2 separate regions of the Homo sapiens genome follow, and region 2 is linked to region 1. A link is an interaction called in ENCODE POLR2A ChIA-PET data of the cell type or tissue named here. Cell type or tissue: PC-3. All regions are shown on one strand.

Region 1 (5,000 bases):
GGGTGACAGAGTTAGACAACATCTCAAAAAAAAAAAATTAATAAATAAAACTAAAGGAATATTTGGTGTAATTGACAAAAAACTCATAAAGATTGGTTGTAATTTATGTTTGAAGCTTAAAGACCTAACAAACTAATATCCTTAAGCTCTAAGTAACTATCATTGATCAAGTAAAGCTCTGTTTATATCATATTGCCAAATTTAGCAAATAAAAATTATAAATATAAACATATACACCTTAAGTTTGAGTTTCAGATAAACCACGAATTATTTTTTAGTATGTTTATGTCTTATGCAATATTTTTTGTATTTAATCTTGTAATCCTATCAGGGTTTTTAAATGGTGAAATTTATCATTGCATTAAAAACAAGGAAAAAGGCTAAAGTAGTACTATGTGAAAATGTGCACAAATTCTAGATACGTATAGAATTCAAATACTCCTTTCTAGCACTTAGTACTTTAATGAGGTAAGGATTTAAATGATCACCAATAATTATATTAGGATGGCTTTGATTTATTTTTAAATGTCATTTCAGAACACATTAAAAGGCTATGTGGACTGTAGAGCCCTTATTTTCTGCCCCAGATGACAAACTCATGGTGTAATCTCGAGCAGAATATTTAAAACAAATGTTTGTCTGGATGTAAGGTTATTATAATTGGACCACAGATCTCTCCTGACAAAACCCAGAACCAACGTGTCACCTTGGGTTTCACATCGTCGTCAATTTGAAGTGCCTTGAGGGGGATACCATGGTAGGAACAGAGCTCAGAGTTCAGTCTGAGAACTCAGTGATGCTCCCCAAGGGAATCGAGTCTTACCATCTAGTCAGTCTCTCCTTTTACTAATAAGAAATACTTGGGGTTCTACTCTCTCTTAAGGTTGCATTTTGTAATCTGCAAAATGGGGCTGCCTGTTTCATAAGGCTATTGTAAGAATCAATGAGATAAAAGCATTTAATTTGATCAAATAATTGTTGTAAACTGAGGCTACCCCAAAGAGAGCTATCTGAATCATCTAGTCAGAACCTGAAGGAAATTGAAAGATTATTCTATGTCTCTTGCCTTAGAGATGGCGTTAAAAGGCTTTCTAATTAGCACAAAGAGAAGTCAAAGCAGGGCTGGAGCCACACCCTTTGGTCCCCAATCCAGTGCTTTTCCCAACTTCGCTATGTTCCCCCTTAGGTAGGGGTGAAACGGCCTCTCCTAGACGTTAAAATCTTACACAATATCCTGAGTGTGAGTTAAGGAAAGGAAAGACGGCAGGAGAAAGACACATAAAGTAGAAATTAAAATAGTAACAGGATTGTCATTGCAAAGAGCAAATTGCCACCCAGGCTGTCCAAGATCAGAATAGCAATGGGAATTGTCCTGACTTCCAATTTGGCATCCTCTGCATCAATCACATTTAGTAGTCCTCATGTAGGCTCATGGTGGGAGTGGTCAATATCATCATCACTGCTGCTGTCTTAAAGGATTTAGGAAGAGTTGTACAAAGAGAATCGGCCTTCCTTCTTCCAAAGAATACTCCTATGGCAACATGGAAACATCAGCGTTCCTTTTATAGACAAGAGGGCTTAGAACAGTGTTTCGTGCATAGCAAGAACTGAATATGTATTTTGTACTGATCAGGACTCATTCAGATGCACTCAGCCAAAAGTTCATTTCAAAATTTATTCCTTTTGGGAAATGGTGCATGAACCACTTTAGCATGCTTCACCATGGTGGTTAGGTAGATGGTGGACTGAGTGAGAAAACGACAAAACTCTTACTAAATAGTGACACTGTGTGAAGAACCCTGCTAGGCGCCTTCATACAAATCACCTGGTTTCAACCCTGTGACCATTAAGTGAATAATTGTGTCATCTCTGACACAGGAGGGAACTGAGGCTCACAGAAGTTATGTGGATTGTCAGGGGCTGCAGAGTAAGGATGTGGTAGACCTGAGATTGGAACCCGGGGCTTCTGGGGGCAAGTCCTGCGTAAAGCAATGGTTTTGAGATGCTTCAGATGTAAGCAAACCTTGGTCTTCAAGTTCTATAATTGGACTTTTCTTCCTATTATGTGAAGAATAGAAAACACTTAATCGTGGAAAAGTTCTTATAAACCAAGTAAGATTAAAGGAAAATAGGGTATGTAGAAAATCTGGCTTGCTTTGTTTGAAAGGGAGACTGAAGGAGTCTTTAAGATCCAAGGAGAAAAGAAAGAAAAAATTGCCCAAACAGCCCAGGAAGGAGAAGAAAGGATGAAAGGGACGGCTAAGGAGGATAGAGGAAAGGAAACTGGGGATCGTTGTCACAGCCCAAAGTGAGGCTTCAGGGCAAGATTAGGGAAGGCAGTCTGGATGGTCATAAGTAAAACTACTGGGACATCATGACCCTGCATTAACGTAGAATGAGTCTGGTTATCAATGGGCAGCTTAAGAAAAACAGAATGGCAAATCTACTTGTCATGTGACAAATAAAATGGGATTGTCAATTATTTATTATTATTATTATTATTTTCATCCATGACCTGTGAATCAATTACTTTTATCTGCACTGATGGAGAAATGAAGAGTTCCCCTTCAAAATAACTTCAGAGCAGCTTGCGCTTGGGAAGCACGTGGATTCAACCTGGCTTCTGCCTTTTACTTAAGCGGAATGGGCTTTATCCATCTTCAGGGGCAGAGAGAATTAAGATTAAAGCCAAAACAATTGATATGTTTTAATAGAAACAAATCCAGTCCTCTTCTCTGAGGTATTGACCTCGTTTTAAGGAAGAAAAAAAGACAGCGAGAGAGAGGTTTTGTTGCTAAAGCTGGAATACTCTTTCAAAGAATCTAATGATCGCTTATTAGAATAAAATTAAATATGTGAAATATTTTTTAACTAAAAGCAGGATTTTCAAATATTATATAAGATAACCATAACATATGGCATTGTTTGAAGGCATGCTGTTTAAAGTGAGAGCAATTCTGCAAATTAACCGTAAGCTACTTTGAGAATCCCATCTTATTGTTCAATAAGACTCTGGACCCCACGCTGTGTTACTGCAACAGCTCCATTGTGGCGGTGCCTGGCAACCCGGGTGGAAATTAAAATGACAAAGCGGCTAGTCCAGCATCTTGACCGCGGCAGATCTCTCTAGTCACCCTGCAGCCGCTCCTCACCCACAAATTCACAAGCAGCCAACCCAAACTGTACATTTTCAGAAGAGCTCATTACTCACAGCTGTACAGCACGCTGAAGGCCCTCTCGTCTCTGTCCTCTCCGAAGGCGGGTATGTTAAAGGAAAGTGGCCCCTTACCTCCCCCAAGCAGCTGCAGTGGCCGAGCCCTGGTTTCCCAAGGCTCAGGGGACGGATGGCCAACAACACCATGGAGCCTGCCCGTCCCCAGGCCGCTCCTGCAGCTGCCCTCGCTGGCCACCCAGCTGGAACCTTGGACTTACTGGGGGCTGTGGGCATCAGGGTCTCTCGGCCTTTGTTTTCCTCCAGTGCCATCAGCAGTTCCCAGCGTGACTGTCCCGCAGCCGCACTGGGTCCAGGCGGCTCCTGCCGCAGTCAGTCGCTCCCCCTACCCAGCAGCCTTTTTTTTTCTTCTTAAAGAGACAGGACTGTCATCAACCTTAGGTGTCAATAATGCTGCAAGTGCAGCATTGTCGTTCATTGTGGGGGTGACAACCAACCACACGTTTTTGTTCTCTTCACTTGCAAAGGCTAATTTTTAGCAGTAGGTATGGCTAACAGAAGACTGGCTCTATTAAACACCAGTTGTGTGACCTTAGACAAGTCACTCATGGGTCTCGAGTACCTCATGGGAAATGAAGACCTGTGACCTGGTAATGTTGTAGCTCACAATCTGCTTTTTGTATGTTATTTGGAGTTGTTTATGAGGTTCCAATGGTTAAAAAAAAAAGCATTCACTCAAAATGTGTGGTAAACTGTGAAATGCTATACAATTGATCCTGTTCTAAGTTGAAATTGCTAGTCTCAATTTAATAATACAAAATATTGTAACTCTATTTTCTTGCTTCCTCTGATGGGGTATGTGAAATACCACCAGCATTTATTTCATTTCGGCGCACAGCTATCCTGCCACTGGCCTGGGTACATCATATTCCTCATGATAGTCTCCTAGTAGAACTGCCTGCTTTATCCATATAAATCTAGAATTTTGGCTTATCTGGAAATACTGGATCTCGGAAGCTTCTTATTGCTTCGTTCCTGCGGAAAATTCCTCTTAAGTCAGTTCAAACAACTCCAGACCTGAAAAGGCTCAAATGATCTCTCCTGGGAGAAGACCAAAGCAAGCCCCAAATGTCAGCAGCAACTGGGGAAGGAGAGCCCCTGCTTCTTGTACCTGGCCCTGCACTGGTCTGACCCAGAAGATGCCACATCTAATGGTGTCTCCTTCACATCCTAGACTCACAGATTTGTGTACATATTATTTCCTGGGAGATAGGTGGGAGACCTGTTCTAACAAAAGGACTGAATAATCACAAACAAAGCACATTTCTATTGGGGAGAAATGGTGTCTTGCAGGGCCTTTTCATTGAGCTCTCACTGTAGCACCGTGTGGACCAACAGGCCCTCGGTGGCATGCGCCTGTGGAGTGAGGCTGCCTCTCTGAGGCTACCACCATTCTTACATGGTTCAGTTGTAATCAGTTTAATTCAGCACACAAATATTGAGCCCTTGCTTGTTCCTGGCATCAGCTAGACACCGTAGACTAAACGGTGAATACCCAGTATGTTGCTCCCCCAGCAGGCTCTTCTACTCACAGCTGTAAACCATTACACCCCCAAAGGGAAAAGTTATAAATAACTACATATATATAAACTATATATATAATATATATGTATAGTTTTCAGAGAGGTTAGACGATTTTGCCTACCTACTCACACTACATAAAAGTATCCAGTGAAATATTGATTATTCAGAAATAGTGTTGCTTAGCCAGGTGTGGTGGTACATGCCTGTAGTCCTAGCAACTCAGGAGGCTGAGGAAGGAGGATTG
Region 2 (5,000 bases), 530 kb after region 1:
AAAGATGGATGAATCAACCTAATTACTATACAAAAACAAATGAAAAGCTTATTAAATAAATGTTCTTATTATACTATATGTGGAAATGTACCTATAGTTTAGTATATTTTTTCTAATTTAAGAATAAGATATATACGTGTGTGTATATATGTGTATGTATGCTATAAACCTCTCATATTTAAATATGGATCACAGATCTCACATAGTAGGAAAGTTCTTTCAACTTAATTTTATTTTATGTTAAGACTGTAGACCACTGTTATATTAGAGTGTCTGTATCATAGCTAAGTTATATTTTTCAAAGTAAGCCAGTCTGTGGCTGGCTGTTCTTAGCTGGCAAAGGCCGAAGCTAATTCTGAAGCACAGGGCATTTTTGTTAGCAGATTGTCCTGAGTGATGGAAATTGCACTTGGGATGAATGCCAGTTCATCTGGATTACCTAGAATTCCTTGGAGGCCATGGTGGAAAGGATCAGCTGCTCTCTGAGAGTGGGAAACACTCTTACTCTCAGTAATTCTCTGTTGTGTGCTGGTGTGGGTCAAATATGTAAGACGCGTCGTATTTACATTTGCTTTGACTCAGCTGCAGAGAACCCAAGCCCCAGTCCCACCAAGCAAATCTTCTCCAGGTGGACAGCATATCTGAAATGGCATACAGGAAGGGAAAGGATGACAAAGGGTCTGGAAGCTCTCACTAACGTCACAGTCTGCCTTTCCTCAGCTTCCTTGTTTTTAAAATAAGGGCTGGAGAGACATGGCAAATAAGGGCCCTTTTAGTATTAGCATTTCAGTCTTTTTCTGAAGGTATTAGGAGAGAATTAATGATTTATCACCACCTCCTTCATTACTTCTGTCAAACTCTGCTAGAAGTAAGGGAAAGCATCCTTTCTTTGTTTCAGCACATTCACACAGACTGGCTAATGAGACCCCACACTGAAGAAGCCTAGAACTTCCACAGACTCCCTGAAATCTAAGTCCTCATTTTTAACATACAGCTTTTAATACTAGCTTCAGAAGTCCCGGATCCCTGCAAAGGTAAATGTTTTATTTTCTATATATTCAGAGAAACCATTCTCTGAATCTGTGCATTGCTCCTGGCAGGAAGCAAATGTCAGCTCATTCCTGTGTAATTGATACGTGACATCTTAGTTTCAAGGTTCAGCCAAAGTACTTACTAATAGATTTTAGATGACAGCTATGGAGCTTTTTCTGTCATCCTTCAGTGGGAAAATCAGAAGGATAGAACTCTTGATGTTGAGTTTTGATGCCCTTATGGTAGTTTTGGAGAGAGAAAGCTCAAAACAATGTTAAGAAAAAAATAGAATACATACATATGAATTACGTTTTACTTATCTGTTTAATGAATGCAAATTTGTTGATTTGAGAGGTAAAGTGACTTTTAAATCATTTTTATAAAATTCCGTTAAACTGAGGATTATGTATGAAAGTACCAGAATGATGCATGGGGCACAGTCACTCAGCAAATGTTAATACCATTTTTTATAGCATGTATTTGAAGGGCGATTATTTGTAATAATCTCAGGAACATTTGTCTCTTCATATGAGCTGCTGTCATGCAAATAAGGATAATCAGACTGTCTTAACTAAATGTTGGCTAGTTTCACTCAGGGTTTTCTTAGACTAGGGTTTGGTGAAATGTAAGAGCTCTGAAGATGAATCATCCTGTTAATGAGAAAATAGACTTGGCCTAGGTAGCCCATTGCATTCTTTTTGGTCTGTTTTCCTTTAAATTCAGGTTTTTTAAAAAGCATAAACACTAATGTCATCAGGTGGTTTGGTCTTGAAGCTGTCCTTGTAAACTCTAGAAGTCATGGGAAACATGAGGCATGTAGTAGGTGTTCCTTAGATTTGCTCAGGCCAAGAGCTCTTTAGAAGTAAAATATGTTTTACTCCTTTAAGGGATAGGCCTGCCTATCTCGGTAGTTAGGAAAACTTGCTAGTGGTTGTTACATTTTCACAAGAAGCTCTGCACAACAGAGCCTTATCTCCTGGCTTGGTAGCTGAGTCTCCTCTTGATAGTTTCCAAACAGCTTAAAATGCAGGGCTGTGTTAACTGCTGACGGTGTGGAGAAAAGATGTTTAACCAGGCCAGGGTGACAACTATCACTGTTTATATTCTCAGTAAAGTTTTAATTATGAAAAAGGATTTGTGAAGTTGGTCAAGCCATAGCCAATCTGGTGTGCTTTGAAAGACTTTTGTATGTATGGTTCTATCAGGGAAGAGGGGCATCTTAGGATGTGATGTAGGCCCAGGACTCCATAGGCCTGCTATTGAAGCCAGCCTGGCAAACTGGGCAATGGCAAACCTTTGCTGCAGCCCTCCACCTTGTTTAACCAACCTCCTTGGGAGTGTGACCTGTAACCAGGTGGCAATGTTCTGTTTTAGCCTCTGCCATTTTACAGTGGTGGCCTGGGTGCAGTCCTGACTTAGGGAATGAGTCCTTTCTGGTTTGATATCTGCTTGACCTTTGCCATTTGTTGATTCTCTTCCCCTCCACAAATCACCTTGAATTTTCCTTGCTCTGAACATCTAGGAGGTTACTTTTGGTAAAGCTTGAAAGTCAGAAATATTGGCCACGTGGCGTGACTAAAGTCAGGTAATAAGGAATTTAAAAGGCTTTTCTTAAAGAGTGCTCAGCTTAATTAAAAGGGAATATCCAAGTTACAGGTATGTTTAAAAGGCCTTTATGTTTTTCTCTTCCTGGATCTTGTTTTGCTGGAGAAAGGTTTTTCCTCAATCAACTGAATTATTTTTCTCCATTTTGCCTTGCCACTTTTAATGCACGTATGAGAGGCCCTAAGATAATTTCTCATGGCCTGGGACTCCTTGGAAAAAAACAGAAAAGTTGCCATTGATTCCACTGTGGGAGAGACCTCTGTTTTCCTCATGGAGGCCCAGGAATTAGAGGAGGATAAATCCCTCTCAAAAATCTGTTTTTGTCTTCCAGCTATACCTGTTTATTAGGTCCCTAGAAACTGCATGCTTTCCTAGTCTTGCTCTTAAAGGGCTCCACCTAGGGGCCAGTAATCCAATTGGGAGATTGGCAAATGAAAAATCCTATAGCTACTGGATCTTCTGTGTAGTTATACATGTGTTGTGTGTGTGATGTCTATGAAAAGCTCCAATTAGTTGACCCTAAGAAGGGTAATCACTAGCATCAAATATTTTTAAAGGGGAAAAAAAGCTATGGTACCTTTTGGTTCATGTGACTTTAATCTTTGAGAAATAAAAACAAAGATTATTGGTAAAATGCAAATGTCATCAAAATGTAAATTCTTTTTTCCTGGAGTTAGATTGCTTTGAACTAGATAAAATGGTTTAAACAAGTTATGGAAGATTTCTAAAAAATTAATCTTGCAAAAGAAAATCTGTGTGTGAACGTTGACTAAATTCAAAAGGGTTATAAAAGGTTTTTGCTTTTTTTTTTATTTTCTTGAGACAGAGTCTTGCTCTGTTGCGGAGGCGTGGTCTCAGCTCACTGCAGCCTCCACCTCCTGGGTTCAAGCAATTCTCCTGCTTCAGCCTTCCTTGTAGCTGGAATTACAGGCACACACCACCACGCCTGGCTAATTTTTGTATTTTTAGTAGAGATGGGGTTTCCCCATGTTGGTCAGGCTGGTCTCGAACTCCTAACCTCAGATGATCCACCCACGTCTGCCTCCTAAAGTGCTGGGATTACAGACATGAGCCACTGCACCCAGCCTCGTCTCAATTCTTAAAAAATAAAAATTCTATTACATCATTACAGCTTTTGTAGAATAAGAGTAGTTTACAATCTTGGACTTACAGAATACCAGACTGAAATCTTTGTTCAGTGTCCCATAGACTTAAGCTTTGTATGTGTTACTAGTATCTGTGGCATTCAATGGCCTTGTACAAATATGAAATGTTGCTTAGGCATATCTTTCATCCTATGCAGAACCTTTCATTTTGACTTTTATGAAAATTGTAATTCATATAATTTATGTAAAGTTTTTAAATGTAGAAACTTTACTTCCACACTGAACTTTGGAGTCATTTCAGTAAAAGGCTTTAATACTCTGCCCTCTGTGCCTCCACACCTACCATTTCCCCCCCTTTTTTTCTTCTTTGAGTGAAATGGTATTGAGCTGTCTGGTCTATATGGAAGAATAGGTGTCTATATTCTTACTCTCTATTCTAACACAATAATGACATTTTCCTTTTATTTTCTCAGTTGTGAGTTAATCACTTTTTTTAAAAAAAGGTTTGAGATAGTGTTACTCTCTGTCACCCAGGCTGGAGTGCAGTGGCACAATCATAGTAGCTCACTGCAGCCTCAACCTCCTGGTGCAAGATAATTCTTTATTATTATGAATAGTTTACAATTGTTTAAAAGGAACTTTATAATGAAATAAATAGTTCGGAAGAATGGTCCAAGAATCTAAGTCAAGATGAGCTGAACTGGGGTAAATAAACCTAGGAATTATGATGAGCTAATTGAATCGGGCTTGTGAAAATTAATTTACATGACAGGTAAAACATGTTAAAACATTTAGATATTTACTTCCATATAGCAGTCACTTTAATAAAATATCAGTTTACTGTTACTTGTGGCTTCTCTAGTTAGTAAGAACTTTAACAGACTGTATTGGGACAAGTCTACGTCTCTTTTAGGAACTAATCTCACAAGTTGTTGTGATGCTGTAGCTGGATACTCGGGGTCAGCTGTCGGAGATGATGCTACTTTTTCTTTTATCTTTGACTTGCAAAGAGCCTCCCCTTTTTTTGGACCCAGGCACGTTTTCTGGACCTTGGTGCCATTTGTATACCCATGTTCCTGTGATCCCAAATGATAGTAGATGGTGCCTTGAACCTAGCACCTTCAATTAAAGGCTGCCTCGTGCTCTCAGGAAAGCTTGCTGCTCTACACACTTTAAAAGGCAGAAAAGCAACAAATCTGTTTGGTGCTTATTTGTAATTTTAAGGATCAGTTATAGATAAATATATTTGTAATGAGA

The links. Peaks named below come from ENCODE experiments on the same cell type or tissue, not always from the same donor. Only the 100,000 strongest peaks of a DNase experiment are listed, where the experiment ranks them.
Region 2: POLR2A ChIA-PET joins it to region 1 with 5 read pairs; 1 of 35 experiments calls an interaction of 5 or more read pairs at or near these places.

The regions. Positions count from the first base shown.
Region 1 is chr13:23,430,183-23,435,182 of GRCh38, forward strand. SACS (sacsin molecular chaperone) reads right to left here and starts at 3,520. Exons shown (of 10, transcript NM_014363.6): 1 at 3,433-3,520. RefSeq lists an enhancer at 2,772-3,339. In PC-3, no CTCF peak of the experiment used is centred here; no DNase peak of the experiment used is centred here; H3K4me3 peaks cover 1,223 bases.
Region 2 is chr13:23,957,705-23,962,704 of GRCh38, forward strand. LOC105370115 (a long non-coding RNA gene) reads left to right here. Exons shown (of 5, transcript XR_941753.2): 3 at 899-1,034. Among named protein-coding and RNA genes, the nearest start is that of C1QTNF9B, 63 kb to the left of the region's middle. In PC-3, a CTCF peak has its summit at 3,055 (motif pointing left); a DNase peak (open chromatin) is centred at 3,037.